Regions from separate parts of the Mus musculus genome. Here regions 2, 3 and 4 are each linked to region 1. A link is a loop called in an ENCODE intact Hi-C map of the cell type or tissue named here. Cell type or tissue: gastrocnemius. All regions are shown on one strand.

Evidence for each region. Peaks named below come from ENCODE experiments on the same cell type or tissue, not always from the same donor. Only the 100,000 strongest peaks of a DNase experiment are listed, where the experiment ranks them.
Region 2: it touches region 1 in a loop (8-fold over the local background); 32 of 42 quality-filtered maps call a loop at or near these places.
Region 3: it touches region 1 in a loop (7-fold over the local background); 31 of 42 quality-filtered maps call a loop at or near these places.
Region 4: it touches region 1 in a loop (2.0-fold over the local background); 16 of 42 quality-filtered maps call a loop at or near these places.

The regions. Positions count from the first base shown.
Region 1 is chr12:100,836,176-100,844,175 of GRCm38, forward strand. Dglucy (D-glutamate cyclase) reads left to right here. Exons shown (of 13, transcript NM_145448.5): 4 at 2,325-2,523; 5 at 5,196-5,346; 6 at 6,468-6,590. Among named protein-coding and RNA genes, the nearest start is that of Gm36572, 54 kb to the right of the region's middle. In gastrocnemius, no CTCF peak of the experiment used is centred here; DNase peaks (open chromatin) are centred at 3,244, 3,960 and 5,241; H3K27ac peaks cover 2,256 bases.
Region 2 is chr12:100,575,015-100,583,014 of GRCm38, forward strand. It overlaps Rps6ka5 (ribosomal protein S6 kinase, polypeptide 5), which reads right to left. Exons shown (of 17, transcript NM_001330702.1): 8 at 6,282-6,432; 9 at 2,708-2,869; 10 at 621-746; 11 at 109-242. Among named protein-coding and RNA genes, the nearest start is that of Ttc7b, 58 kb to the left of the region's middle. In gastrocnemius, CTCF peaks have their summits at 931 (motif pointing left) and 3,453 (motif pointing right); DNase peaks (open chromatin) are centred at 2,746, 3,511 and 4,418.
Region 3 is chr12:100,602,266-100,610,265 of GRCm38, forward strand. The region is part of intron 5 of Rps6ka5 (ribosomal protein S6 kinase, polypeptide 5); the gene reads right to left. Among named protein-coding and RNA genes, the nearest start is that of Ttc7b, 85 kb to the left of the region's middle. In gastrocnemius, CTCF peaks have their summits at 2,477 (motif pointing left) and 4,660 (motif pointing right); a DNase peak (open chromatin) is centred at 2,472.
Region 4 is chr12:100,774,648-100,782,647 of GRCm38, forward strand. Dglucy (D-glutamate cyclase) reads left to right here and starts at 4,410. Exons shown (of 13, transcript NM_145448.5): 1 at 4,410-4,663. Gm40558 (a long non-coding RNA gene) reads left to right here. Exons shown (of 3, transcript XR_872933.1): 2 at 86-289; 3 at 3,067-3,098. In gastrocnemius, no CTCF peak of the experiment used is centred here; DNase peaks (open chromatin) are centred at 1,445, 4,095, 4,417 and 5,046; H3K4me3 peaks cover 1,871 bases; H3K27ac peaks cover 4,846 bases.

The sequences.
Region 1 (8,000 bases):
TCTCTTTCCACATGATTCTAGATAGTATCAAAATGATGATTAAAATTAACCATGACAGGCACTGCCACCTGTCGCTTTATCACTCCTACCAGAAAACCCTTGCACAGGATTAAGAACAATGCTCGAATCACTAACCCCCAGAAGAAAATACCATTCATATTGTGCATGTTTGCCTACAGCAGACATCCCCCTTAGCTCCCATTCACTCTCCACAAGTTTCAGTTACCCGATGGGTGACCAATGTCTAAAATTATTGCATGGGAAATTCCAGGAATAAATAGCTCAATGTTTTAAATAACTTTTATTATAGTATATAATTATAATTACTATGCATCTCTGGTTTATAAAGGAAATGTCAGGTGTAGAAATACAGGGGACAATAACATATACAGGGGATGGGGCTAGCCAGTGTCAGTCATCCACTGGAGATACTAGATGTATTTTCACACATAAAGGGTGAGCACTGCATAACAAGCCTCTTAGGTGGCTCTGGGAACCCTGCCTCTTTGCCTCTCCACTATGCCCTCGCTTCATAGCTTCAGCTCCCATTGTCTTTGACCTAGACTTTAAGACACTGTAACTCTCCTTATCTTCCTCCTGCTCTCTCCTCCATCTGACCATCTTCTGCTCACCCACAAAAGTGGCCTTTTCTAAGTCTGCATCTGATCATGTGACTCTACTCTTTAAAAGTTTCCAAGGCCAGCCAGCCTGTGGCCTGTACCTTAGCCCCATCTCAAGACTAGTGGTGACCCGGCCCCAGCTCAGCTTCTTCCTGATACTCAGGTCACACACACACCCCTCCCCAAGCTCTCTTCCTAGACAGAAGGCTTCCCATTATCATTCTGTAGGTGCAAGGATGAGGGGACCCCTCAAAAAGACGTTACTAGGGCCTGAGCTGGTACTTACTGTGTGGTCAGCTTGAGTCTCCTGGTGCAGACCTCCCTTGGCTCATATACTCGGTGCCTTCACACTTAGCACATTCTGCCTAGGTGTCCTTCCCTTCTCATCCAACCTGTGGACTCCTACTTATGCCTTAAGACCCAACTCCTCCCCCTTCATGGGTCATAGCATTCCAACACTATGAAGAAACACCCAAGGCACACATCTTAAAGAAGGAAGGGTTTGTTTGGTTTGCTGGTTTGGAGGTCTCAGTCTATGGTTGAGTGGCTACAGCTTGGGCCTGTGGCAAAGCAGAACATTATAGCAGGGGAGATGGAGTGGAGCCAAGCTACTCAGGAAGCAGAGAGAGAGGATGGCGAAGTAACATCCTCATCTTAAAAGCGGATATACCCGATGACCTAACTTCCTCTTACTAGTTCCCACCTCTTAAAGGTGCATAGCTGCCACCACCACCACCACAAGCTGGGATGGTGCATTCAGTCTATGGGCCTCTAGGGGAGACTTGAGATCCAAAGTAGAGCAGTAGAGGAGGAGGGTGCCTCATTGCTCTGTGTTTCTCCCTATCCAGACACTTGCTGCTCCATGGAGCTGGTGTCTGAATGTGGAGTCACACCCTGGCCATCCCTACAACCCATCCCCTGGCACATGGCTGGAAAGGAGGAATAACCCAGCAATGATTTGGGGTGAACAGGGTTGAGGCTCGTACCACATAAGGCTTTCAGCCTCATGGGAGAGGACACCAAAGTTTCTCTGGGTCCAACAGCATCTCCCTGTTGCAGAAAGTCCACCATTGTTTTATTCTTGTGGGTCTGACTGGTCTCACATTGAGGTTCAGGAAATGGGATGGGGTGGGACCCACAGGTTATGCTATGCACACATTGATTCAGTGGTTCTGGTTTGGTCATGCTTCAGGAACACCAGCAAAGCCCCGACTTGAAAACCAAGCGCTCCCCAGTGTAGAGAGCTCTAGACGTGTCAGTATCAGAGAGTCCCTCCTCTGCCTTTTTCTCCTCCTCCTCCTCCTCCTTCTTTTAAAGATTTATTTATTTAATGTATATGAGTACACTGTAGCTGTCTTCAGATACACCAGAAGAGGACGTCAGCTCACATTGCAGATGGTTGTGAGCCACCATGTGGTTGCTGGGAATTGAACTCAGAATCTTTGGAAGAGCAGTCAGTGCTCTTAACCACTCTCCAGCCCCTCTCTGACCTTCTAATAAACACAGTATTGGCCGAGTGGGCACGGTGGTACACCCTGTGGAGGCAGAGGCAGATGAATCTCCATGAGTTTGGAGTCAGCCCAGTCTACAGAGCAAGTTCCAGAATAGCCAGGGCTGTTACATAAAGAAACCCTGTCTCTAAAAACAAAAACAAAAACAAAAAAAGCGCCTCAGGGGCCTGTGAGCACTTCTTTGTGTCCCTAGGACCATCTGTCCACAGTTGCAGAAATACAAGTTTGGCACCTGCACAGGCATCCTGACCTCACTGGAAGAGCACTCAGAACAACTAAAAGAAATGGTGACCTTCATCATAGACTGCAGCTTCTCCATAGAAGAGGCCTTGGAGCAGGCAGGGATCCCCAGAAGAGACCTAACAGGTCCCAGCCATGCAGGAGCATACAAGGTAAGGCCATGCCCCTGGGCAAAACAGCTTGAAAATGTGGATGGACTCTGTAGTTTCCGATGGTGGAGAGAATGTTGGTTCAGGGATCAGAAGCCCTAAGGTCAGCCCTAGCTCAGTCGCCCTCCCAGGTAAAACCATTACCCTCTGAGTCAGTCTCTCTCCCACCTGCCTCTGATATGGCTGTGCAATGTCAATCAAAGTCATTTGGACATTTGGAGAGAGAGAGAGGGCATGTATATATGAATGTATGTTCAGGCTAAAGGTCAACTAGTACTCTTCGGGAGCAGAACACATTGTTTTCTGCTAAGTTACACTTATTTGGGGAAGGGGTGATTTTGGTAGTGCAATGTTTGTGTGGAGATTGGATGGCAACTTATGGAAATCAGTTCTCTCCTTCTGCCTCTGCCTCGTGGGGCTTGGGAATCAAATTCAAGTCACCAGGCACGGCAGCAAGTGCCTTTATCTGATGAGTCTTTTCACTGGCCCCACCGTGGAGTTGGAGACAAGACCTCTTACTGGGATTCACTGATTAAGGGTAGGCTCTCTGCCAGAGAGCCCTGGGGATGCTCTTGTCTCTATCTCCCAGTGCTAGAATTACAAGCACAGGGTGTCACCATGGCCAGTTTTGATGTGAGCACAGAGTGTTAACGGCAGAAGGGTGGCCTCTCCTGGGACACGCCTGCTGTTAGGGACTGTCCCTGTGGCCGAGTTGATGCACTTCTCTTCCTGCTGAAACCAGTCACGTGGGGAAGAGTGGCGCCCTTCCTCCTCTGCCTCCTTCCCAGATGCTGTTGGGACAAGTCTGAGCACTCTGGCTGATCAGCAGTCTCCAGGCCTCCCTGTGCACAAGACCAGCCTCCAGACTTCCCTGCTCACAGTGGCTGGACTTTTTTCATCTTGAGCGCTGTTTGTCACAGTGTCCCTCCCCACTTTGACTCCTGCCAAAGAGGCTTGGACTGCGTCAGGTCCCTGCAGTTCTGTAGTAACCTTCGAGGCACAAAAGATTGGGTTGATGAGATTGGCTATACAGAGAAACCCTGTCTCGAAAAAACCAAAAAAAAAAAAAAAAAAAAAAAAAAGCTTTGTACAGAGGCACAGACGTCCATATATGTTCACCAAAGCCTGTCAATTATCCATGACACGTCACTGCCCCCTCTCCCCACAGCTGCCATACAGTTTTGTCTGTAACAACTCACCCCACTGCCCTTAGGCCCTGAGAGAGATGGCTCTTACAGCCACCTTGAATTTGACTGATGGCCTGGATAGATGGCCCATCCTAAACAGAGGTGTCTCAGTCCCCAGGAGCCCTGCCTGGCTTTGTGAGTGGCCTACATGTGCCTTTGCTCTGTCCCAGGTGCTGTCATACAGACACTGGGCTGGCAGCACAGCAGAGCCTCATCTTACAGTTGCCAGGGTGGTAACAGCCAGTTAAGTGGCAGCCAAGGTCGTCCCAGGGGATCCTGATCCTGGCTGCGTTCTAAGCCTGTCGTAAGCCCCACTGCAGGGGGAGAAGTATACCACCAGTGAAAGTCACCCAGGTCGCCCTGTGCAGAATCTTGGAAGGGAAGACCGGGGCATCCAGGGACAGGCTCATCCTGTGGGATCTAGAAGTAAATCAGGCAGCCGATGTTCCTGGCGCTGTTTGCTTGCTTTTGCCTGATTCTGTCAGAACTTCGCAGCTTCTTGAGGTCCATGGAGAAAGAACATTTAGAGACCCATGAGACTGGGCGAGGAAATTGTTTTTTGGTTTTTTGGGGTGTTTTGTTTTGTTTTGATTTTGAGACAGGGTTTCTCTGTAGCCCTGGCTGTCCTGGAACTCACTCTGTAGACCAGGCTGGCCTTGAACTCAGAAATCTGCCTGCCTCTGTCTCCCAAGTGCTGGGATTAAAGTCGTGAGCCACCATGCCCGCCACTGGGTGGGAAAATTGTGTGTGTGTGTGTGTGTGTGTGTGTGTGTGTGTGTGTGTTATAAACCTCGGCTGAAAGTTAGCATTTCCTTTGGTTCTGACTGTTGGCCACAAAGGGCTGTTGGATCAATATGTCCTGGAATGCTGAGGATGATAAAGTATCTCACAAATAGCATAACACAGTACAGTTCTTGAGAGTTTCAAAACACCCTGTATACTGATACTCCAGTAACAGATCTGCCATTCTGTCCTCCTAGCTGTTAGTGGGAAAGTATAATATTCTTTCTGGGGCTCTGGTAACTACATCTGGACATCAGAAATAGTAGTGGTTTCCTTTGGAACATTTGATTCTCTTCTCTTCCCGTCACCTTTTTGCTGCCCCGTCTGTGTGTTTGTTTTAAGGCAGTCTCTCACTGTGTTACCAGAATCACCTTAAAACTTTCCTTGCAGTCAAGGCTCAAACTCCCCATCTCCTTAGCCTCCCAGGTGCTGGGACAACAGGCAACACACCATCCTGAATTTTCTTTTATGTGGTGAAAACATTATTCTGTCCAGCTTAGATGTGTGCCAGACTGCCAAAGTGATGTTGACAGATTAATAAAGAAAAAAATGAATAAGGCTCCCCCCTCCTGCACCCTAGTTTTGAGTCTCTCACTGTCAACCAGGCTGCAACAGCTCCCTGGATCTCTTGCTTCTTGGACTGGAAGTGTTGCGGCTTTAATTTGAGTTGATTCCTGTATTTTCCCCCTATATTTTCACTATCAGACAACAGTGCCCTGTGCCACCATTGCTGGCTTCTGCTGCCCTCTGGTGGTCACAATGAGACCCATTCCCAAGGACAAGCTGGAAAGGCTGTTGCAGGCCACTCACGCCATAAGAGGACAGCAAGGACAACCCATTCACATCGGTGACCCAGGTCAGTGTCCACCCAACATGGGCCTGAAAAGCACACAGGGGCTTGTGCTGTTCTTATGGGGAGGGTCTCAAGGGTGAGGGACTGGGGTGAAACCCAGAAGTCCAGTACTGGGTGCTCTCAGGCTTAAGGCAGCACTGTGCCACACTAGGGGGCCTCATCTTGAGGACTTGTGATGCACACTCAACTCCTATGAGTATCATGTGATCACCACTGGCCTTGGGGATTGGAGGGTCACAGTGGGACTCTTTGTTTCAGGTGTTATCCACAACCATGCACACCACACCTCTCTCTCTCTCTCTCTCTCTCTCTCTCTCTCTCACACACACACACACCATAACATTATTAAATAAAACTCAAATTTGCATTCTGACTGAATGTCATGAGATCTCTTGGAGCTCTCAGAGGGACTGAGGAGAGAGAACTTGGGGTTGGCCCAGAGTGAGAGCCAGGGTCTGTGGACTTGAACTTGCTCAGCTTCGTAGTCAACAGAATTACTAAAGACCTGACATTCTATGAAAATACTATCAGCACTATTGGTCTTCCTCACCTAAAATAGTCTCAGGGTCACCCAGAAGATATCTGCCGACTTGTCTTATCAGTGGGGATAAACTAGGCCCAACGCATCCATCTTTGGCATTCTGGTCCGCACTGTCAACAGCATGTAGATGCTGCTGCTCAGGGCTGGGGCTGCTGGAACAATAACAGAGGTTACAGCTATGTAACTTGATCAGTCTGCATCAAGATGAACACACACACACACAAAGCTGGCTCTGTTAGGACTCTGTGCTACGAGGCTAGTATTGAGCTAAGCACACTGTAAACTCCCTCCAGAAACCACATCATACGGTTTGAGATGTCAGGCCTGATGGTACCAGACAGCGGGGGCCCTAAGTTACAGAACACCCTGATCTGTTAAAACTTCAACTCTGAGCCATCTTTACCTCCTCCTCTTCCTCCTGTCCTTCCTCTTCTTTCTCCTTTTCTAAGATCAATTCTACAACTAGCACTTGTGGGGAGAAAGATACATAGAGTACTTAGTGCCCCCATGTGGGTGGTACCAATCTGAGGAATCCTGGGTTTGGTTTTGGGTGTTTTGTTTTGTTTTGTTTTCCCACCTGCAGGTCTTTTGGGAATTGAGGCACTTTCCAAACCTGACTACGGGAGTTATGTGGAGTGTCGGCCCGAGGATGTCCCTGTGTTCTGGCCATCTCCGCTGACCAGTCTGGAAGCAGTCATCAGCTGCAGTATGTTGGTAACAAGGGCGGAGCTTCCTCAGTTGCAGCCCAATGGGTCCGGAGTTCTTGAAAGCACAGGTTTACAGATCAAGCAAGGACTTAAAAATAAACCCATAAAACCCAGGCCTAGAGTTGGGGCTATAGCTCAGTAGTAGAGCACTTCCCCAGAGTGCTCAAAGGTCTGAGCCCTAGCACTGGGAAACAAACACAAATGTAAGCTAAGAGTCTACGGTGTCTTTCCTGCTCAGTTCAATCCCCTGCTGAGGAGCCAACACACCCAGTCTTTAGCTCAAGAACCCTTGGACCAAATGCTTTCCCACCTGCTGAAGCTTTGCGGCTTGCTCTCATGAAGGAGCCAAGCTGAGGAGCCTCATGTCTTTTTGGAAATTGGTAGGGCCTTCAAAGCAAAGGATGAAGCCTAGAAACACAGTTGAATTTTACAACAATGTTGTCTCTCAGTATCTGCTGAGGTCCATTCCCAGGACCCCTCAATACCAAGACCTAGCTTCTCCCAGAAGATTATGTAGTTCCCAAACTCACTCCCTTCCTCCTGCATACGTGAACTCATTCCTGGAGTGAGGTTCAGTCCATTATCATCAAAGTGGGAACATGGCAGCATCCCGGAAGGCATGATGCAGGAGGAACTGAGAGTTCTACATCTTTATCTGAAGGCTGCTAGCAGAATACTGACTTTCAGGCAGCTTGGACTAGGGTATTAAAGCCCACGCCCACAGTGGCACATTTACTCCAACAAGGCCACACCTCCTAACAATGTCACTCCCTGATCCAAGTATATACAAACCGTCACATCCCTAAAGCTGGAGAGAATAAAGCCTTCTGCCACCTCCTGAACCTGCTGCTCTGTGTGTACCTGGCTTTCAAAGGATCACTTTTTTAGGTGTTGTCTGAGACACTGAAAAAAAAAGAAAGAATTAAAAAAAAAAAAAAAGGAAACCATTTCTCAATTAATAGTTGTTCCCTTTCTGGGTCCATGCAAAGTCCATGCATCGATCAATAGATGCTCCTTTTGAATGTTGGCTGACTCTGGCTATTAAACCCAAGAAATGTTACAGTTTCTGAATTTCTGTGAAAAGCAGGATAGCATTTCCTCATCTCACCAGTTGAAGAATGCGCAAGGCATTATGTGAAGTTCTGAGGTAAAGAAACAATGTTCGGATACCCCCTCCCCTGGTGAGAAGCACACAGCTGAAGTACTCAAATATAAATCTATACCAGGGAATGCAGAAGACAGAGGTTCAATCTACTCAGCAGTAAGCACCTAGAGGCCAGGCAGGAGGGCAAAGAGAAGACGCAGTGCCTGGCTCTATGATGCAAACCACTGCTGAGGACTTCTATACCCAGCGCTTCGCTCCACGTGTACCTGCACTCCCCTGATCCATGTTGATACAACCAGACAAG
Region 2 (8,000 bases), 260 kb before region 1:
TGTGTGCAAAAAGTCTCGCAAAGGAAACAACTGATTTCCTTCTCCGTAATTTCCAGAACTTCCTAAGTGGTCAAAAGCCCCAAGAAAGACTGCTAGGACTGGCCATACCTTTTGCTGATTATTTTGACAGCAAATGCTTGGTTAGTTTTTTTGTGTACACACTTGCGACAAATTGAAAAACTTCCTTCTCCCAAAGGTTTGTCCTTCAGATCTAGGTCATAGTGTTGATAGAAGGGTGAGTCCTGATAAAAGATCAACATTATTTAATTTAATAAAAGATTGGTAGTAATACACAAAGTATATGTAAAGCTGTAATTTAATGTGAAATGATTCAGAAATTTGAAAGCAATAAATTAAAACTCATTTAGTGTGCTTATATTTTCATCTATACATTTGTCCAAAATATATCATGTTTTATCATGGCAAAAAGGAGCTCATGCAGGTTGGCAGTGACAATCTTCTGGGGAAAACACTGCTATTCCCACTTATTTACTCATTTTCTAAAGTTGCCTTTTAGTTGAGTGATAATCTAGTAAATTTACTAGACTTAAAAACATCAGTTGGTGTTTAAATATTCACACAAATCACAGATCCAAACTGAGGCAGCCAGACCTATGTACCTTCATCATTGCACTCCTGGCAACATTTGTCACTCCAGGACGGTCAACTCCCATATGGAACTGAAGAGGATCTATGACAGCTGCGTTACGCTTGAAGAGAATAGATGGAGCAACGAAGGAATAGCCCTGAAAAGAGAAGAGATGCTAAAGCTCAAAGCTCTGCACTCTCACAGCTAGGCACGGTCTAGATGGCGATCATTTCTTTTCATAGAAAAAAATGTTCAGATGAAGATAATTTTATTTGCATTCAGAATACAGCATTAACTCAATAGCAAATGCTTCTCAGAAGGAGATATTGCCATCTTCTGGCAGAACTAGCCCAACTCAAAAAATCAAGGCAGAAAGACTTCCTCCCTATTCCACTCCCAAATCTGATGCAAGCCTGTGAACCTTTTGCATTGCTGATAATATCTGTTTATAAACTCATCTGACCTCAGAAGAGGCACAGTCAACACATCAAATAAAGTGGCCCCAGAACTGTTTCAAACTACAAAAATAACAAGTTTCATAAAAGTTCATCTTTAATTTAGCAATTATTGAATCTGTATTCTATGTTTTCAGAATAACTAAACTTAAAATTGAGTTTTGGAAAATAATACCCCAGTGGAAGGATGATGTGGTAAGCCAGAGTGATAAATGACACATAATTACTCTGTGCAAGCTAGGGCATTTACTAGTTTACCACCTACATAGATCCTTGGCCATGTTCTCCAGGGTCATAGGACAGGTGAGAGGCACACTCTGAATAGCCAGAGCAAACCACACTACAGGCACTGTCAGTGGTCAGAGAAGTGCAGCTATGACACAGTTCAATAGGCACAGAGTATCTGCATCTGTAAACGAACATTTCCTAAAAAATATTCTGCACTTTTAATTTTTTAAAGTTAAAATACAAAACAATGTGCTTTATATAATATTTCACATACACACATCTACACATATTGCTGTGATAAAATACTGACAAAAACAAACAGGTAAACACTCTTACAGAGAGTCAAAGTGCTCACTACTCTTTCAGAGGGCATTAAGTTCGTCGCATAATCTACATTAGGCAGCTTACAAGCTGAAACTGCAGCTCCAAGGAATCCTATACAATATACATACATACATACATACATACATACATACATACACGTACAAAACTATAAAAATAAATCTTTAAACAATATTTTGGCAAAACCAACTTGGAGTGGAAGGACTTATTTTAGCTCACATTTCCAGATTATAGCCCATCATTGCATGGAAATCATGGACTTTAAACCCAAAGTCTTTAAAAATAAATCTGTTTGTCTCCCTCCCTTCCGTTTTTGATTTTTGTTTTTTTGAGACAGGGTTCTACTGGCAGCTGTGTTCACTGTGTAGCTGAGGGTGACCCTGAACTTCTTACCCTCTGGAACACTGGGATTTCAGGTGAGTGCTACCAGACCCAGTTTTATGCAGTACTAGAAACTAAAGCCAGAGTTTCCTGCCGGCTAGGTGAGCACTCTACATCTCTGGCCCCCTCGATTCAAGACTTTAAGAATTAGAGAGCATGTATAATTTATTATTCACTGAAGATAAAGGTCCAGGTAACACTGAATAGTTTAAAGAATGGAGTAAAAAATAAAATAGCATTATAATTTTCACATGAGCCTCAGCAGAAATGAATTTTCAAGTATAAAATGAATACCTCGTCATAAAAAACAAACAGAGGTTGGTTGTTCGAATGCACACCTTTGATCCGAGCTACGGAGAAGCAGAAGTTCAAGACGCGTCTGTTATATATAGTGAGCTCCAGAATAGCCAGGGTTACACAGCATGACCCTGTCTCAAATGAACAGACAAAATATCCCACTAAACAATCCAAATCCCAAAACTCCAACTTCTGTCTCAAAAAAACAAAACAAAACAACAAAAAAACCTAAAACATACACATTAAAAACTATAATAAAATCTATTTAGTAAACTGCAAACTTCCAGATAGTACCTCAACATATCTCTAAATTTAGTTCTGAAGAGATTATAGAATTCTTATTTTATGCCAACAAACCACCTCACTAGGAAAACTGGCTTTCTTCCAAAGCATGTCTGGCATGCTGCAACTTTACCTGAAACAGTCGCTCGGAGCTCTGTGGCAAGGCAGCGGGAGAGTAGGTGGGGTCCATCTCTGTGAACTCTTCAGCGAAGTTACTCACATCTAACTCATCCCGGATCACCGGCTTGAATGGCGCAGGCACTTTTTTGGCAGCTAAGTCATCCCACTTTATCTTCTAGAGCACAGCAAGAAGATTGGGACAAGTCAAAAAAAAAATCAAACTATATTATGAACAATAGATATGGTTACTTTGTTTTTTCTTTTTTAAAGACAGAGTCTTACTTGGTAGCTCTAGCAGGCTGGAACTCTCTACTGCAACAGTTCTCGACCTCCCTAATGCTGTGATCCTTACTACAGTTCCTCATGTTGTGATGACCTTCAACCAGAAAACTATTTTCATTGCTACTTTGTAACCATAACTTTGCTCCTGTTATGAATCATAGTGTGAATATCCATGTTTTATGATGGTCTTAGATGACCCCTGTGAAAGGTTTGGTGGTCAAACGATCCACATGTTGAGAACCATTACTCTATGTAAACTCACTGGCTTTGAACTGAGATATGCTTGCCTCTGCCTCCCAAGTGCTGGGATTAAAGGTGTGCGCCACCACTCTTAGCTAAGAGCACAGTTACTAGCAAGTCTGATTTAAATAAGAGTACATATTTCAAACTAAGGATTAAAAATATTTTTTTTCCAAGAATGATCCCATTTTCAGTCTGTAGTATGTGGAAGGTGCCTGAAGCTTTCTTAATGCAGGAATCTCAGTGTCCTCTAGAGGGCACCAAGACATAACCTCAGAGATAACAGAATAAATTACTTTTGTACTGAGCCTTGGCAGAAAAGAATTAAGCCAAAATGAAAGCCAACCAACCAACCAACCAACCGACCAACCAACATCTCCCCCAAACCATAAAATACTGCTATAGTGGTTGAAGTGTATTCTGTGGCTGTGATACCAACCCCTATTTTCTAGGGACTCACTGAGTTCTCCTCTTACACTGGTTTCCCTTTGGGTCGCTGGACTGATTACGAAGTAAAAGTGCCATGAGTCAAGTGTGTGTGTACACTGGAGGGCTTGCTATTGTAGCTCATTCAACCCCATTCAATATTGAGTGAGATACTGCCTCTTGTTTCCCATACACACTGTCTGAGTAACTAACTCGTTCTGTATTATTCTAATTCAATCCTCTGTTGTTTCTTTATGTGCCTTCTTTAAAATATTCTCAGTTCTTACTGAATTGAATTTTAAAGATTTCTTACTCAGTCTTCAAAACAAGGTGATACCATCATGCTATATAGCATTAAGACAGAGAAGCACCACCAGTAGGAGACATGATTTCCAACTTAGAGATGGATATTGACTCAGTGGTGGGGAAATGTGAAACCTACACTTGATGAAATTAACAAAATAGGTTCTTTTATAAAGGAAGTAGAAATAATTATGTGGTAATTCTTCAAGCTTTTCAGTTATGATGAGAGAGATAATTTCTTTCTTTTTTTTTTATTTGTCTCAGAAATAATCTGAGGCTCAGAAATAAGAGCTAAATATTTTTCACTGAAGTATTTGTTGCTAGAAGTGTGGACTAGAGTTCTGTCCACTTTCTAGCTAGTGTTCACTCCTCTGTGAGGCTGTGGTAGCTTCTGTTACAGCCATCTGCTTTGTGCTTCCCTGACTGAAGATACACCAAGAAACATTCTGGGCCAGGTGAAGTGGCTTGGCACAGTAAGGATGTCTGCTGGCCAACATGCCACTCTGAGTTTGTCCCTCAGCATCCCACATGGCTGAGCAAAGAACTGACTTCCATGAGTTGTCTTTTCTCCTTCACATGTGTGTGTATGTACGAGCATGAGTGAATGTATGAACACACACACACACACACACACACACACACGCACACACACACACACACAATATTTCTTAAAAATTTTAAGAAGACTCTTGAAAAATGACAAACTTCTAGAGGAAAGGGGTAATTTAAAGAAACACATTGTTACCAGAAGAATGTTCAATGTGTAGAAAATTGAATGCTATTATGATTCTTCCCACCTCTAGAGCATTGTAGAGAAAAGATATTCAGATCTTTGTAAGTGGATTTCTGGTCTACCCTATCATTTAAAAGTGAAAGCAAATACATAAATTAAAATTATTATTCCAAGCTGTCAAGAAGATAAGCACCTCCTATACTAAAGACAGACCATAATATTCACAAACTCAGGGAACAACTGAGAAAAAAAAGTTGTAGAAAAGAACAATAGAGCATTCTGTTTAATTTTACATACTTGTTAGTTTTTAAGCTCAAGTATGAACAAGATATAATGTATGTTTGAAAAGTAATAGTTCTCAGCCAATGTACAATACTGAGTTCATTTCATTCTAACATGTTTGTCTCTGTGTCACCGAACTTTAAAGATTTACAGTAATATTTTTAAAAAATGGGTGGAGAGACTAAAATTAACGTACTCTGTTCTCACAGAAGTGAAGAGACCTCATTTTCAATGAGGAAACCACCTCCCAGCCCCCAAACAGAGGACAAAAATCTATGGCCTCATACACACCACACAAGTGTTCCACCACTGAGCTACACCCCAGCCTTGCATTTTTATGTTTAATAAGCAATAGCAACACTAAGAAAGCTAAGCTGACATAATTGTTTCTTTGCTTGCTATACCCTGTTTATTGTTTTAGTGATAATACTGCACATTTTTACAGAACAAAAACATAACGTGGATGACTCTACCAGACCATTAAACACCAAGGCCATGCTTGTTGATCTGTGAAGTTATTTAAACGCTGTAGCGTTTAGGATGTTAGAAATGGAGGCCTTGCCACGCCAGGCTTTACCATTTAGGCTGAAGTTACCAAGCAGCCCAGCCATCCTCCCCACTGTTTACGCCTGTACTTGGAGAGAACTGAGACCATGGGACTGGCGGATGTGCTGGTGCTCTGTGGAATAGTGTCCCTTGGCTTTTTCATAAAAAAGCGCTGTTACAGGACAGAGAAAGCAAATGGAAATGTATGCCACCGACACTGACTGAGAACCAGGCAGGAGGGAATATTCTAAGATTTCTCCTGGAAACAGAAAGAGGCAACAGAATCGGTAACCAAAAGGTGGAACCCAGTACAACAGCTCATGAATCATACAAAGGATACACATCTCCTCCGTTCATGTGCAACCCCAAAAACCTACAGAAAGCACTGCAGAATTTACCAGCTTTGTCCAACCTACAGGCTACATACAACCCTTGATGGCCATGAATGCGGTCTAACACATTGAAAACCTGAGCATGATGAGACTTCAGGGGCAATATTTTGGGCAACGCATGTGTTCTATTCTTAAGCATATGCTCTGTAGCTGACAACATCCTGTCTTAGTGTCAGAGGCTGGATTCACTGTGGAGAAGATGTAATGCTATCACAACCTTCCCTCCTAGTGCTTTAGGGAGGGAAAGCCATTTAGGTCTAAACAAGTAGAAGTCTGCTCCCTCCTAAACATTATCTGTCATAATAAGAATTAGGGGACTAAGATAGGCGAAATGGGGAAGTGACCCCAAGGGGGATTAAATATACTCATCTCCAAAATTTCACCTCAAAGAAGAGATGTTCTTTGATTTCTTCTGCATCCCGTGGGCCACATCCCAATCGCTTCTTGGGATCTTTCATCAAGAGACGCTGAAGTAGGTCTTTAGCTACTGTGCTCATTTCCTGGGGATACGGAGGCTCACTTTTTAAAATTCTCCTGTGGATAGATAAAGTTTACTGTTAGTACAACTGGATCATGACGTTATAACAATGGATATTTTACTAAAAGTGAGTGTGGTGAAGCATTTGGAAACCGAACTACATATGTGAGAAAACTATTTGATAGCACAGGCTAGGGAGATGGCTCGGAGGATAAAAGCACTTGTTGGCAAGCCTGAGCACTTGAGCTCAAACTCTGGACCCACAAGCTGTCCTGTGATCTCTACATGTAGGGCAGGGAACATGTGTACAACTGCTCCCCCCAAACAAACAAGAACCTGTCAATCAAATAAATAAAGGTATGAGCAGGAATTAATGGAAGACCACTGGGCTATTCAGTATAAGTCAATCTTGGTAAAAAAAAAAAAAAAAAAAAAAACAAAAACAAAAAAAAACCAAACCTATTATCTCAAATATTTCACTTAAAAAAATGTAAAAAGGGGACCTGGGCTAGATTACACCTCCCGCTCACAGTTCAGCGTGATCCTAACAACTCTTCAACAACATCAGGAGAATTAACTCGAGAGAACTATAATCTTCCTCTACCGCACTTCTTCCCAATGAGCAGGAACTTTAAAGACCTAAAAGGCACCAGGGAAGTCAGCCAAGACAGGGCAGCCAGCACCATGTGACTAAGGGCTAAGTCTTGTCATCTGCAACTACAGGTTGGTTTCTCAGTGGCAAAAGCGTCTGTTTCTTCATGTGTTTCCACAACACAGCCCAGCCAGTGCATGGGAGAGTGGGAGTCAGACAGAAAAATGCATTCAGCACGGGAAAGTTAAAAGGCAACTATGTTTGTGTGAGAAGTGTATTCTATGATCATAGTTTTAATAATCCAACCCAAGCATACAATCTCACCTGTGAGGAGGCAGATCAGTGACTTAATGAGAGAAACAATGAGATCAGCAAGATGAGAACCTTTCTTAGCACAGTACACATCATGATAAGCTTCATTACTTTGGTTTACAACAAGATCCCGTGTTGTACATGTTAATAAGTATCACTGGGCTGGAGAGAGAGTGCAATGGGAAAGCCTAGGCTCGTATATGAGTCCCTAGGTTTAATATCCAGTATCACAAAACCATAAAACAAACAGAAACAAAACACCAACTAGAAATAAAAATAGGGACCCCCCCCCCACCCCTGTAAAACCTAAATATATGAAAGTATAGCCTGGTAAAACCATCGACTTAGAGGCAGGATGGAGGTTAAGGCTGGCTCTGCTCTGTTCTTTACTGGTTAAAGGATTCCTTTGTTTCTCAGTTTCCTTGCCTACAAAATGAGTATCTATCTAAAAGGGATATCACGACAGAGAATTTGTATCAGCCTGCTACTGAGAATCACCAAATAATATTGGAACTACAGTTTTTGGCAGAAAATTATAGCCATGATGTTAACTCTACTCCTAAAACTCTATTCTGGGAACCAAAGAAAAGAGTGAGACAGACAGACAGACAGACAGACAGACTCCATTCCTCTCTTGCTATCAGCTATCAATTCGTCTGCTGCTGCTCAATGACTGCAGGGTTTTCACCTCCAGCAGAGGCAGGCCTCTCGTTAGAGTGG
Region 3 (8,000 bases), 230 kb before region 1:
CAATAGAGGAAGATACCTGACATTAATATCTGGGCTCTATGTACACACATGAACATATACCCACATACACACGTGCACAGCCACAAACATATATATGTACATACACACGCATGCACACACACTCCAACTTATAACAAGATACACCATTAATATACATTTAAAAAATACAAGATAATAGTATATTTCTCTTCCAAATTCCAGACTGATAATAGCAAGGAGACACCTGCTTTTATGTCTTGTGGATCAGGTAACTTCAGCTTACCCAACTGAACTCAGTCCTGTCAGTTGCTCTAGCAGCTACCCTAGATTCTTCAGGCTCTCTCATATCCCATATCTAACTCATAAAAATTTCCATTAGGGCCTCAGAGATGGCTCAGTGGTTAAGAGCACTGACTGCTCTTCCAAAGGTCCTGTGTTCAAATCCCACAACCGTGTGGTGGCTCACAACTGTCCGTAATGAGATCTGACGCCCTCTTCTGGTGTGTCTGAAAACAGCTACAGTGTACTTACATATAACAAGTAAATAAATCTTAAAAAAAAAATTCCATTAGTTCTATTGTCAAAATACACTCCAGATGTGCCTACCTCTGAAACTCCTCTCCATCACTGTTGGCTCAGGCAATGCCATCCTTTGCTGATACTCTAAGAGCTTCCTTAACCTGTTTCCTGTCCCCCTCTGAGTTACCATCCATGCCAAGCAGAATTACATTCTAAAACAGCTCGGTTCAGGCCATGCTACTCAGATTCTCTAGGGGCTACTGGCCTGTACAGAGAAGCTGTAACACTTACAAGGCCCTTTCTGACCTAATAATCTTATTCTGCATGGTTCCATGTCCTTAGACCACTACTCTAACCATCACTTGTTCTACACAACCCACAAGATACCCACGTGGCCACTATCACGTCTCACATGTCCCCTTCTTAGCAAAGCATCTTCAGAGTAACCTAGTGTGTCCTGATCCTTCCATTTCTTTCCTATGGAATCTGATTCCCTGCCACCAATTACAGATACACTATCTAGGTACATGACTTACACATGTCTGCTGCCTGCTTAGAGGGGAAACTTTTGTGTCTCTGGCTCACTATTAGCTTCCCATACCTTGACTGAACACTGGCAGACAATGATTCACTAAGTCCTGAGTATGCAGGAAAAAATGGAAAATGTACATAGTTGAAAGTGTGATTGCTGAGTTTATACAGTGTTGTATTACCTTCGCCCTCTGGCTTTCATACGCACATCATGCCATGGATATGCACACACACAGACATGCACAAGGCAGAAATGTACTGCTATTACTCTGCTAAATGGACAATGCAACAAAATGACTCCTAATGACTTGCTACTATCCCATCAGTGAACTCCTCCCTCAGCCTTCATCTTTGAAGCTTCCTGCAGTAGAGGACAGTTAGCTCAGACACCCACGACTCATCAGCATGCAGAGACTAGGAGAGTTTGGTGGCTGGACCCAAGTGGGATGTCCCTACCACACCCCTCTCTCCAGGCTCAAGGATCTATGTGTGTGGTGGGGGTAAGCAGGAAGAATGTAAGAAAGCCAAGAGCATAGTGGCACCTGCCTTTAATTCTAGTACTCTGTAGGCGGAGGCAGGAGGATCTCTTATGAATTTAAGGTCAACCTGGTCTACATAGCAAGTTCTAGTCCAGCCAAGATCACATAGTGAGACCTTGTCCCAATCCTGACACACACACACACACACACACACACACACACACACACACACACCTAAAAGCTTGTACGACCCAGAGGGGTAGGAGTGCATCATTTCAAGGCCACTGTAATTTTTTTTCATATACAACTGGGCAGACTGCATAATATCTGACAAAGTTCAAGTCAGACAAAACCCAAACACAGAGGAGGGAGACAGGCAGAAGGCCCTTCTACTCTCTAGGAGCTATTGCATTTAATTGCTGCCAGGAGAAGAAAAGTCCATTTCTTTAATGGTGTGACAGCTGGTACTGACCACACCTCAGAGCAAGCCCCATGCCCAGGAGTACTCAGCCAACACAAACTGGACTCCATGGGTCTAGGAGTCAGGGAGACAGAGAGAGAGAGAGACAGAGACAGAGACAGAGAGAGAGACAGAGACAGAGAGAAGGAGAGGGAGGGGGAGGGAGGGAGAAAGAGAGAATGAGAATGAAGTTAGATGGATAGGGAGGTAAGGAGGATCTGGAAAGAGTTGTGGAAGGAGGGTGATTATGATAAAAACAGTATATGCAAACTGTAAAAAAATCTGATAAATAGTATTTTACAGAGAAATTTACAGAATGCAAACATTAATCATGTATTTTCAATCTTATTATCCCAAAGTAAATTGTGTTAAATTTCCCTGGGTTTATTCCTGACACTCAACATAGTTTTAAACACTTTCTGTTTGCTTCTCAGAAAGTAAATGTGACAGTCCTACACTGACAGATGCACCTCATCCACTCTTGCTGTGGCCAGTGGCCCTCTAGTGGACACCTCGTGGAAATGCTTTCCCTGATCTCCAAGGCAGTGTGATTAGCCTACTCTCAGGGACACCAGTATCCAACAGCAGTTCATCAGAATAAAACCCAAAACAATAAAGATAATTAAGATAAAACTAGCAGATAAATATTTCTCAAGTAAATAAAAATATTTAACATTTCTTGAACAAATTAAGTATTCAGTACTTAGAAGTTACTAGGAAAATGTCAGTTCAAAAGTTGTCTCAGATACATCGACTCAAAAAGAGGGGGAAAGACAACAATATCCTGAGTAAGGTTAACCTAAGCCAGTCATTTATGACATAAGAAAAAGCAACAGTGAACTGTGGATTCATCTAGTGCTTGCTCTGTGGAGGGGGCAAAGCGTCTGCCCTGATGTCTGGGGTAGGGGAGGCGCATGCAGAAACTTCACAAATGGCTAGAGTGAAATATGGTAACATTGGAATAGTTTATAGTTTATCTTTTCTATTTCTATTATGTTTATGTATTTATGTGTGTGGGGGGTCAGAGGACAATTGTGTAGAGTCAGTTGTCTCCTTCCACCCTGTGTGTCCCATAAATCAAACTCAGGTGGTCAGGCTTGGCATCAAGTCCCTATTCTCACTGAGCCAATTTTCTGGCCCAGTTGTAACTGTTTTAAGTGAAGGACAGACTTTATACTCTAGTGTTCTTCCAATACCTCCACTCACCTAAAAAGTAATAATTATCCAGAGTCACTTATTTTGGCAAATGAATGACAGGAGTATTTAAGAGAGACCTAGTAGGCTTTTCAGGAGCATATATATATGAAAATCCATCATGAATACATGTTACTACAAATCAATCAAGACAGGAGGTAGAGGTAATCACAAACTGCCATAGTTACTGTGTATTTATTTCTCAATTTGAAAATGCTTGTGTGGATCCCAACTCTGATCCAGTACTGTGGTTTCAAAGAGACCGTCTGCCCTAGGCTCTGGTATTTTAATATTTGGTCCCAGTTGGTGGTGCTGTTTGGGGATTTTTAGAAGGAATGGCCTTGCTGGAGGAATTATGTCACTGGAGGCGAGCTCTGAGATTTTAAAACCTTGCCCTACTTCTGGTGTGCTTTTTCTGCCTAATGTTTTCAGTTCAGGACGTGACCTGAGCTTCCAGTTCCAGCTGCCACATCTGTCTGCTACCACACCTCCTGGCCATGACAGACTCATTCTTTAGGAACTGTAAGCCAAAATTCAACTCTCTTTTTTTTTCATAAGTTGCCTCCAGTCATAATGCTTGATTACAGCAAAAGAAAGTAACACACCTAGCCATCTCGAGATATACGCCACATTAAGCAAAGCCCGGAAATGGCGTTACTAACTAGACATTTATTAGAGAAAGATACAAGCTTTCTGCAAATAAGAAAACAAAGGAAGAATAACAAGATTCTTGTGTATAAATTTTAACTTTTCTCACAATAGTCTGAAATCTGAATAGTATAGCTTACAGACAGAAGCGGATACTGGCAGTGTTTACATACAGACTATCCTTGCACGAGGAGCTTGTTACACTGCTAGGACAGTCCAGTAAGTAGCTAAGGTAGCCCTTGTGTCATAGATGGAGAAATTAGGATCTGGAGGGCTAATAACTAAAGGCCCAAAGATCCCATCCTCAACACAACTGAGTGCTGCTTACACATTCAGATAACTCGTCAGCTCAAGGGGTTGCTTTTGCTTCTTTAGTCATGCTCTTCTAGCCTTTTCCTTTTAAGCATAAATACCATGACAGTGGGCTGTAACTTAGCTATCTCACTTTTAAGTGTTGGGGATTTATTTTTCTTAACTAAAACTTAAACTTTTGTCTACCTGAGGATTCTTGTTTGTTAAGAAAAATTTTAAACATTGGCTGCCAAAATGTCAAAAGTATGTTTAAGCCATATTTATATAGTGAACAATACATGAACATATATTCTCAACATTATTTCACTGTGTATGAATAAAAAAGATAATTTTGTCAAGGATATTATTTTCATATTATTATTTCAACTGTCTTATTCCATATTAGAATTAAAAATACAATACATAGCAGATTGCCTGCTTAGCTCAACAAACATTTCTTTTTAAAAAGGATTTGTTGGTTGTATTTCATATTTATGGGTGCTTTGCCTGCTTGTTTGTCTATGTGTATTCTTTGGTGCCCATGGAGGCCAGAAGAGGGCACCAAATCCCCTGGGACTAGAGTTATGGACAGTTGTGAGCTACCATGTTGGTGTTGCCAATGAAACCAAGGTCCTCTAGAAGAGGAGAAAATGCTCTTAACTGCTGAGCCATCTCTCCATCACCCAGCCAACATTTTTAATGATCAAAACAACACTTACGAATGACATACCCTAGTCTATAGAGACTTATGTTGTCTTTTATTTCCAGAACCTTAAGGGGTTAACCAAATTTTGAGAAAAAGAAAATATAAATTAAAAAAAAAAACTAAAAAAGGAAAATACCAATAAAAGTTATCAAACTATACAAAGTAGTTATTATCACAAAAAGATGTTTAAAATTACTAAAATAAAATTTGTTCTGTATAGAATTCAGAATTAGCAAATCTATCTAGAAATAATCAAGCATATACATAAGAAATCTAAGATGTATGATTTGTTAGGGTCACCATCCTGTTTCTAGGGTCCCTTATAATACTTAGCATATAGGAGGTACTTGGTATCATTTGAAAATAAAATAAATAATTTTGCTATTAAAACAGTATTAAACATACATAAAAAGTAAGTTGCTAAAAGGTAAACATAAGTACATTTCCCAGATCATGTGAGGTCAGAATTTACAGATTTTGAAACAAGCAGATCTGGGTAAGAAATGGTCTGTTCAATTCTAGTAATGTAGAGTTCAAGGTGCCTAGAAGTTAAAGGAACACAAGACTACAGACATCTTTAGGGCTCGAGCCCAGAAGAGAGGTCAGAGTCAGCAGTACATATGGACGGCATACAAGGAGAGAGGACAGCTAACAAGACCTGAAAGGAAGTCATGGAGAAGCCTAAGGTAGTAGGAGAAGAAACTGCAAAGCAACAGTAAGCCAGAGGCTGGTGAACTGAAGCTCCAAGGTCAAAAGTCATTTATTGCTTAAGGCTATTGGACAAATAAGCCAGGTAAGGAAGGAAAAGCACTAAGTGATACTGGCTAGACAGCATCAGTTAACTGCTGAGGAGTAGACTTAGGAATGCTGATGTGTAAGTGGAGGCAGTCTACAGGAATGGACAGACAACAAGAATAAAAGAGCTAGACATACAGACATGGACAGACAACAGGAGCAAAAGAGCTAGAGGGAAGATAAGACACCCAGGGGTTTTTGTTTGTTTTGTCTTTTTAAGTCAGTTCATTTGTCCATCATCTCCTTATTTTTAAATTTTTTAAAACAGAAGCTACTAGGCATGCTTGAAGGACGAGTGAGACCAGAGTGTGAATGGAGGAGTGGAAGATGAGATGAAGCACATACAGATAGAGTCAGGCTGAAGGGATGGGGGAAAGAATCCATTTGCTCCTACAAAGACTTAAGTATAAGTGACTTAGGCTGACACATGAACCAAAAAGGAACCGAAAAAGAAATGCTAACCCAAACAGAACAGTCTCAAGGAGTATCTGTTAAAAGGGAAGGGGCTGGGTCAGGACACTTAAACAGCTGCTGGGTGGGGTGGGAAACAAAAGGCCATTAGATCAAGTTTTAGAAGACTCCAGAAAAGAAAATTCCTATCTGGTCCTTGAGAATATACACTGAGGTCTAGCCTGACAGTATGATCTTTATGGCCAAGAGAAAGAATGGGTTGGCAGTAAGCTGTGAGAACCCAAGAGTGTAATTTTCTGTCAAAATATAGTTGGTTGCAGTCAGTGAGGTAGTGAACCTATCAATGACTTACTTCTCTGGTTTAGCCTGAACTCTTAACATTTTTGCATCTAAACAACAAATGCCGGCATTCTCTTAGGGGAGAGCACTTGGCCTGACCAGCAGAAAACAAGGACCCTTCTATCATAAGAGGAGAAGCAATTGCTGCAGTCACATAGGACGTTTGCTGATGTGTGACTATTCCATCCAAGATCTACCTAATTCTGGTCAGCTTTGCTTATTGTTTTTTAGCTTTCTTTTGTTCCGAGTCCCAACATTTCACCATTCTGTAGGAACCCAGTCTGTTTTCTCCTGCTACTAAGTAACCAGCCACCCATGCCTAGAAATACTCACCAAGTGATTCTTTCCAGCTTTGTATTTAGCCTAATTACCTAGCACGTAGAAGGGTCCTCAACAAACACATAGACTAAATGAGCAAATGGATGTGTGCATCTATGGGGAGAGAGGAGAGTAATTATCAGGTCTCTCTGTCAGGGGATAGCCCACACACTACATGCCAAAGACACTTTAGCAGTGTGGTGAGATACTTTAAACATGCCACTTCAAAAGAATCCACTGCCCTGAAATATATATCATAAAACTAGTCACAGGATCGAGACACCACCACAGACATGCTTCTGTGCAGCCTAGGCTTATCGGGTTGCAGACTCCTCTGCAGAGGTGTGGCTGCAAAGTTTCACGCTCAAAATCCCCAAATGACAGCATCTGTCAACTTTCTAAAACAGGGCGTCCTTTTTATTTATATGTCTGAGTGTTCTTCCTGAACATATGTATCTGAAGTGTGTCTGAGGTCATAAAATCACATCGGATTCCCTGGAACTGGAGTGACAAAAGGCTGTGAGCTGCCATGTAAGCACTGGGAACTGTATTCAGGTCCTCTGCAAGAACATAAAGTGCTCGTAATACTGAACTATCTCTCCAGCCCCGATCTGTTAAGTTTTTTGCTCTTGGTTTCCCAGTGGGAACCCTCGATATCCCTGTCTAAGACACTCCTGTGCTCACAGTGAGGTGCTGGAACAGGCCATGGGCCCCGGACGGTACAGGGTGTCACAGTTTGTTTTCCCCAGTAATTTCCATATGGCACACTCACTCTCAACTGTGCCTTGGATACAGTCCATCTTCCCTCATAGGTACCTAATCAACAGGGGTGGCCTAGGACCTGGGGATACAGGGACTCTTTTCTTTCTTTCTTACAGGACACCCAAACAACACTCCCAGCTCCTTAATAATCTACACTTCTGCTTGAGAAACAACTGGTCGCTATAGCCCAGAGCAGCTCTGGGGAGGCAGAGGAGCAAAGCAGTCTGCTGCTGAACCGCTTCCTTTACTGCTCTAGGATTCAGCTCAATCGGCCGTCTCATCCACCAAAATGTAGTTCCCGCTATCTGCCCTTCCCTTTAAGAGTATATACACACTTCTCTTTTTTACTTTAATAGAGTTTAAAGAGGAAACAATAAACATGTAATCCTCTTCATTTTAATAAAGTTGCCACTAAAACTTTTATAAAGGAACAAAATGTTTTAAAATAAAAAAAGAGACTTGGCAGTAGAGCTGGAGAGACAGCCTGGCAGTTAAGACCACTTGTTGCTCTCTCAGAGGACCCAGGTTCAGTTCCTAACACCCACGAGGCCACTCAAATCTATCTAAA
Region 4 (8,000 bases), 62 kb before region 1:
GGGATCAAACTCAGGTTGGCAGGCTTGGTGGCAATGCCTTTACTTTCGGAGTCATCTCCCTGGTCCTTCATTTGCCCTTTTCTAGATGGAGAGCATACCTAAGAATTGGCTTGAAGAACTTCAGTTTGATGATGGTTTCCTGAGTCCGTGTCACACACCAGGCTCTGTGGCGTGCTCTGGAGTTCAGCCGTGAAAACACAGGAAACGCCTTGCTCTGGAAGCTCAGATTCCAGTTGAAGAATCAGGCAACAGATGGAAAGAAAGACATAGGCATACGCCTCTGTTGATGGTAAGTGTTGCCAGAAACTGAAGCAAGACGAGAGAGGTCCCCTTGGGGCCAGGGAAACAGAGACCAGGGAGTGACCTCACAGGGAGGCCAGGACAGGCCTTGGTCAGGAAGTACGCATCTGATATAGTTTGTTCATTTATTTTGAGACAAGATCTCATATAACCCATACTGCCCTCAAGCTCCCAGTGTAGCAAAGGATGACTTTGAACATCTGATCCTCCTGCCTCTACCTCCTGGTGCTAGGATTACATGTATACAGCACCAGACATGCTTATGTGGTGGTGAGAATCAAGTCTAGGACTTCATGCATGCTAGGCAAGCATCCACTCATGAGCTACATACCAGCCTAGACATCTGTCCTTCCTAGAATATTCTCTCTCTCTCTCTCTCTCTCTCTCTCTCCCTCCCTCCCTCCCTCCCTCCCTCCCTCCCTCCCTCCCTCCCACCTTTCCTTTTTCTCCCTTGCTGTGCTGGGAATCAAGCCCAAGGTTTCAAGCAGGCTAATCATCTACTCTGCTACTGAGTTACACCCCAACCCTCTCAGCTGCCACTGCTAAAGGAGTTTGAAAGTTCTCAAAGGACAACATGAACTAGAACCCAGACAGCAGATGATGGCAAGGAAGGTTTAAGAAATGAATGGAGCCAAAAGACAGAAAGGTCTGTGTGAGCAGAGGCACAGAGAGTTTTCTGAGATGAGGTGGTACCACCTGAGAAGGAGGTCCAAGCTGGCCCAGCCAGGAAGCTCTGTGAAGAGAACAGAAGAACAGAATGTGACGTGGGGACACCTCTGTCCATAGTTACAATTTTGTCACCATGGAGCTTTTTGTATGAACTTTGGCTTTTTAAAACTTGGTCTTATCATGTATGGTTACTGAACTGTTTAGTGCCCTCTTGGCCCTGTGAAGCAGAGCTGGTATGGGCATGGTCAGAGTCCCCAGAGAAAGGCCTGGTTCAGTCTTTAGACTTGACTCTTTGGTCAGTACAAAGACCATTGGAGGTTCTGGAGCAAATAAATGATATAAGCAGGACACCATTTGGGGATGAGTGGCGTGGAGGCAGTGGAGAGGTGGGAAGAAGGCAGAGAGCAAAGGGCAGTCAGGAAATTCACTGAACAGGCTGAGCCTGAGGCACGGGGCCAGCAGCGGGTGCAGAAGGAAGCTGGCTACCCCTGCCTTCCTCAGGTCTCCTCTGCCTGCCCTACACCATGAGGAACTCAGCATTCCCCACAGGCAAACAGACTCAGTAACCGCCTGGCTTTGCCTCCTTCTGTTTTTACTATGACTAATTTGTGAAAAACAGGAAGCGCTACCGTGCCAGTGGGCATTATTTGTGGCTAAGAAATGAACTTTGGAAAATGGCAAACCCTGGGTCCCTTGCACATAAGCACACTTGTACAAACACACATATATCTCCCGTCACGTGGACCCTGTTCCAGCAGGAACCATTATCTCCTTGGCTCTGACACCTGAAGAGACTCAAGAGTGGCTGGATTCACAAGACTGGAGACAGACTGCTTAGCCTTTCTACAAGTCTGAGGGAAATGAGCCTAGCCCACAGGGGAGAGTGCCTGGCAGGTGCCATCAGGCACTGGAAAAGCAGGAAGGTTTACAGAGTGGGTACAGGAAGCCCTGCCCTGCTCTCTGCTTTGGCCCTAGGGTTGCGCTGTCACTGGGAGGTATTGACTGCTGGTTGGGAAAGCCCTGAGACAGAGGAAGATCAGAGTATATAGTGGCTATCAGGCTGTGATTGGTGGTGGTGGTGGTGGTGGTATGTGGATGGTGTTCATGTGGTTAAGAAGGGAAGCTCTCTGGTATCTTTCCTGACAAAGGCACTAACACCATCACAGAAGGACCCATGCTCAGGAGCCCATCTAGCCCTAAGTGCTTCCTCAAATTCCATTGCATGGAAGGTTGGTGTCTCAACATAGGAATTTGGAGGAAAATAAAGGCATGATGGCGTCTAGAATCTTCCTGTCTAATTAGGTTTGAGGGGGAAAAAAAAGTCTTGAATTCTTACTTCTATCTCCCATTGACCCCTTCTAATCACCTAACCTTACAATAGTGAGCATGCGATTGTTACCAGATTTTAATGCTACTCAATTTTTTGCAAGGAGACTTCTAGGTAAACTGACTGTACCTTTACATTCCTCTGATGTAGGCAATTGCTCTCCCTACAGAGTGTACTCTGACACTGAGTGTTGAGATATTTCTCCCCCTTAGAACTTTTGCCTACATCGTCACATCCGCCAAAGAATCCATCTGTAAATATTTGGCATTCTTTGCATCTCTGGTCAACCACACAGTCTTACTTTCTGGAGTTCCGAGTCTCATCCTTAAGCCTCTAGAAAAGTGGAAAGGACACATGCCTCAGGCCTTGGACATTTGCCGTCTGCAAACCATCACCTCCTGAGGGGTACAGGTTAGGCGTGTCCTTAAAATTTAGATATCTAATAAGCTATTGTATGATGGCAGCTTGATTGCCTGAGTTACATCCACAGTGTTTCATAACCATTGTCACTGTGTCCAGCTCCAGAACCTTTTCATTATCCTATACTGAAGTCTGGACCCATTAAACGGTAACTCCTCCACACCTTCCTATCTACTGGTTTACTTTTTGTCCCAGTGATGACCTTGGCTGATTTAGGTACCTTATTACAGGTAGAATTATGGACTCCTCTGTGGTGGTTTGAGTATGCTTGGTCTAGGGAGTGGCACTATTTGGAGGTGTGGCCTCGTTGGAGGGGTTGTGACCTTATTAGAGGAAGTGTGTCATTGTAGGCCTGGGCTTTAACACCCTCATCCTAGCTGCTTGGAAGCCAGTCTTCTCCTAGAAGCCTTCGGACGAAGATGTAGAACTCTCAGCTCCTCCTGTACCATGCCTGCCTGGATGGTTCTATACTCCTGCCTTAATGATAATGACTGAACCTGTAAGCCAGCCTCAATTAAATGTTGTCCTTTATTAGAGCTGCCTTGGTCATGGTATCTGTTCACAGTAAAACCCTAACTAAGACATTCTCCTTATTTCACTCAGCACAATGTCTTTGTCTCCATTTATTCAGGTTGCTATGACAAAATACCACAAGCTGGATGGCTTGTAGAGAGCAGAAATTTATTTCTCACAAGTCAAGACTGGGAAGGCTAAGTAAGATCAAGGTGCCAGTGGATTCAAGTATCCTGTGGAAGTCTGGGTTTTTGGTTTTGGTGGTGGTCGTGGGGTGCAGATGGTGTCTTCTCTCTGTCTTATAACAAAGGGCAAGGCACACCCATCCCAATTCCTCCAGGAGGGGGAGAAGTTAACCAACTGGAGAAAAAGAATTAGAAAAGTGACCCAAGAAGAGACATGCCAAGGCTGGCACCAAAAGGACCTGCACTGTGCTTACGTGTGTGGTTTGTGCTGGGGTTGGGGTATGAGGCTCGGGAGCGGTAGGGAAGGTGAAACCACAGAGACTGGCTGGCACCATCTGCTTTAGAACCTTGTGTGGTTGGGATTAAGGCTGGCTCTGAAGGGAAGTCCTGAAAGCTTTGAGGCAAGAGAAAGCAGAACCTGCTCTTCCTCAGAGGAAGCATTCAGACCAAGGGAGGAAAAACCCCCACAGGCCTGCCCGTGTCTTTCAAGCATAGTCTGAGTGCTAGAGACTGGCCTAGTGTTGCGTTCCTATTATCTCAGATGAGTCCAGGGAACATTGAATGCTGGAGAGCAACTTACCCTGCCTAACCCAGCACAGCCCCAGGGCTAGCAGCCATTGATCTGCAAGAGCCTGACTCTCGCTCGGGTCAACACCTGCATTTTCGCCTGTACCTCAAATGACCCAGTGCAGTCTGACATTTGGACAGCACAGACAGCAATCCCAGTCTGGCTTCACACGGGAATTACCAGGGTAGTTGTGAAACTCCTCAGGGCTTACGTGAGTTCCTAGGTCTGTGACATTAGAATTTTTGGGACTTCCACCCTGCTGCAGCAGGTTTTCCAATCATCATGGCCATGCCTTTGTGTCATGCTTCCTTGCTGCCCGGGGAAAGCAAGAAACTCCCGCAAAGGGAAGTAACCTTAGAGGGCTCTGTGACTTTAAGAACCAGGACTGGCATCCTGCCATGGAAGTCTCCACCCCAGTACAGGCCTTGAGAGCATTGGCTGCAGGGTAGCAGAGCTGTAGCAGCCAGTGGTGCCTGGGGCTGTGCCCAGGCATGTAGATCAGAGACTGAGCCGGGCAGAGCAAGCTGGTGGCAGTGGCGGTGGCGACAGGCAGCCCCAGAAGCCCCTGTGAGCTGAAGAAAGAGAGCTTTATGCCTTTCAGAAGGAAGCTCGCTCTGCAAGGCTGAGGAAACAAAAGGAAGAATTGTGTGTGGACTCTAGTCCAGACATCTCAAACCAACAGTAAGTCAGCAGGGAACGTGAACGCGGCATAGTTCTCTGCCCTAGGCAACATCCACACACCCCACCCTACCCTATCCCAGCCCAAGCGTTTGAGGAAACTGCTCCAGGGGGCTATAAGCCAAAATCAGTTAACAGGCTTTCTGCTAGAAGCCACCAGGGCCTCCCCTTGAAAGTCAAATCTCTGCATATGACACTGGGGACCATGAGTTGTGGAATTGCTTCTCTACCCTCCTGGGATGGCCTTTCAGGACACCTTCCAGACCTTGAGAACCCCAAGATCATGAGAAAGCAAAGAAGGGGAAATTGAAATCATAGGCTTTGAGTGGCTGCCAACTTTGGGCCACAACCTGCTAGGGAGGAGGAAATGAAGCTAGTGGCAGAGACTTCAGGGCTGGCATGAGGGGAGGACAGACCAAGCCAATGCAGGCCTAGGGGTGTTGGCCAGATAACCACAGGGCTCGAGGTGCCTCTCTCTGCTTTTGAGGGATGATTGCTGAAGGTGAGGCAAACTCACATTGAGAGCTTGCTTCAGTCCCCACTGCGGGAGCCAAGGCTCTCTTGTCATAGGTGGCTGGGGGAACAAACCCTCTGACCTGTGCAGAAGGCAGAGCCCTGTGACTCTGGGAAGTCTCTTCCTATCTGTGTGATTAACCTAGGGGTTCGTTAACAGCCATCTTCCTGACTTCATGAACATGTATGTGTGCTAGGGAGGGCAGGAGGCAGCATGTTGGCACTGATTGGTCCAGAAGGAGCGAGCGTTGTTCCTTCAAAGTAGCTAAACACTGTCAAAGGAGGGGGAAATAAAGCCAGGAGCAAGAAGCAGAAGGAAAGCAGCATCCACTAAACAGATGGGGGAAACTGAGGCAGAAAGACAAGGCAGGATAGAACCAGCTGAAAGCTAGACTGGGCTTGCACACATTCCGATAAAGAATTTTTGTGTTAGCTTCCCATTCATATAACAAGACCCTTGACATGAGCAGCAACGTTAAGGAGGAAAAGTTTATTTGGGCTTATGATGTCAAAGGTTCCATCCATCCAGTCCATAGCCCTTTGACCTGGCCGTTTCCAGGATCTTTCAACATGGCTGAAGCAGGTGGGAGAGGGAAGCAGCTCAACTCGTAGCAGCCAGGAAAGCCAAGCGAGGACGGGTCTCAGCGAGAACGGGGCCAAGCGAGGACGGGTCTGAAATACAACAGCCCATCCCTAGCCCACCCCCAAGTACCAACTTCCTCCAAAGAGGCCTAACTTTCAGGGGTTTCCACCACCTCCCAAAGCCCACTGCTGAGGTCCAAGCGCACAGGATGTAATTCCCTCCCACAGGTCCTGCCCCTAAACACTGCCTACAGGGAACCAAGCCTCCAATAGCAGTTCATATAAGAACAACCTTAAAAACTCAGCTGTTCCTTTTGTCATGGGGACTGAATCCCAGGAGCTCAACTGGTGGTCCTTGACCTGGCGTGATGTATATGTGTGGGTAAATAAGAAACCCTGGGGAAGTTCGTGGGCATATCTGAAAGATCTGTCACATAGGACTCCTGTGTCAACACGCAGCTAAAGTCCCCTGCTCACTTGAATTGGGAACCTTTGAATTCCTTGTGCCACCCTTGTTTCTAGACTTGGTGAATTCCCATGGCTATGGCAGATTGCTGCTCCTCCTGGTCTTTCTAATAAGGATTCTTTTCAATCGAGAACCTCTGTGGTTTCGCATTTTGCCCAGCTGCTAGGGCGTGGGAACACCACTTGGGCAGGTGAAACATGGAGACTGAAGACTGCATTTACCCTACACCTACTGTTGGGTGCTAGATTTGAGGGACGCGCCGATACATCGCTCAGGGGGTGGGAAAACACAACCTAAGATGTGGAGTCCAAAGCTGGAGTTCCCTGACTCCTGGGTGTCCAGTCGCCACTGGAAACCACGCAGAGGAGCCTGGAACAGAAGGTGTGGCGGGGGCTCCACAGGGCCAGGGGCTCCTAAACTTCTGGACATCTAGACACTGCTGGGTCAAGGGGAAGTGGGAACAGAATTGTGCCCTTGGGCTGAGGAGTCCTGGGCCGGGGAAAGGGGAACGCCAGCTTAGTTCGGTGGTGGTGCTTAGCGGTGAGCAGAGGGGCCTTCTGTGGGACACTTAAGCCATGAGGCTCTGTAGACAAAGGTTTTCTCCGTGCTCCCCACAGCTGTTCTTGAAGAAAGAGACAGTCCTTGGTTCCAAACTGTGTATTGGTTGTTCATTGTGGAAAATGGGTGCATTCCACCTCCTGGAGGTTAATCAGAGATATCCAGGAAGAAAAACTTATTGACTAAGGAGGGAGGATGGTCACGTGACAGGGGCGGGGTAGGAAGCAAGTAAAGCTCCTATCTACCCCTCTGGGTTCCAGGGCTTCCAACCCACTTAACCTTACCAAGTTTCCTGGCACGGCCCACGGTCCCACAAACCTCTGTGCACATGTGTGCGTATGTATGTGTGTATGGATGTGGTGTGCACCGCAAGCCCACACCAGGTACAGAGGACTGAACGCATCCAGTCTATTTCAATTCAATCTCCCTTCTTCAGTAAAGGATGACAGATGTAGAAATCCAAACGTACCCCTCTCCCTGACAGATTTTTACAGGCTTTCTAGGATATCTGCCAAATTGCTAGATGGTATTTGCAATTTAAAAAAAAAAATAGAGTGCATTTTGTTATTTGGGTTTTAAGGATTTTCCAGCCTGCCTTAAGGCAGTTCATCACTTGTACCTCACTTTATAGCTTTTAAAGCGTTCTTCAACATTCGGAAATCTCTCTCATCCTTCCAGAAGGCCGGTGGCTCGGTTCCTCTCAGAGGCTCTCTTGAAGGAAACTGACTTGTGGAGACACTAAATGACTTGCAGCTTTGAGGTTACCATTCGGGCACAGGTCTCTGAAAAATCCAACCATGTTTTCTTACTTTTTTTTTTTTTTAATTTAAATCATTGTATGTGTGCATGCATGTGCCACAATGCCCTGCGGAAGGCAGAGGACACATTTGTGGAGTTGGTTTCTCCTTCCACCTTTGTGTACATTCTGGGATTGAACCAAGTTGCCAGGCTTGCTTGGCAACTGCCTTTACCTGCAGAACAGCCTTGCTGGCTCTGAACCGTGTTTTCCTGACCACGTGGAACTGTACAAGAGGTCTCTAAAACACAGTGAACGAGGATAGCATCTCCTTCCAGAATACGTGGGTTAGACTGCGGGTTTGGTCATCCAAAAATGGCGTGCCATCAGTTAGAGTACGGTATCTCCTTTTATGCAAAATGGAACCAAAGCTCTCATCTGGGAGGCAGGTGTGGGTTACAGGAGACGGTTCGTGTAAAGTGTTG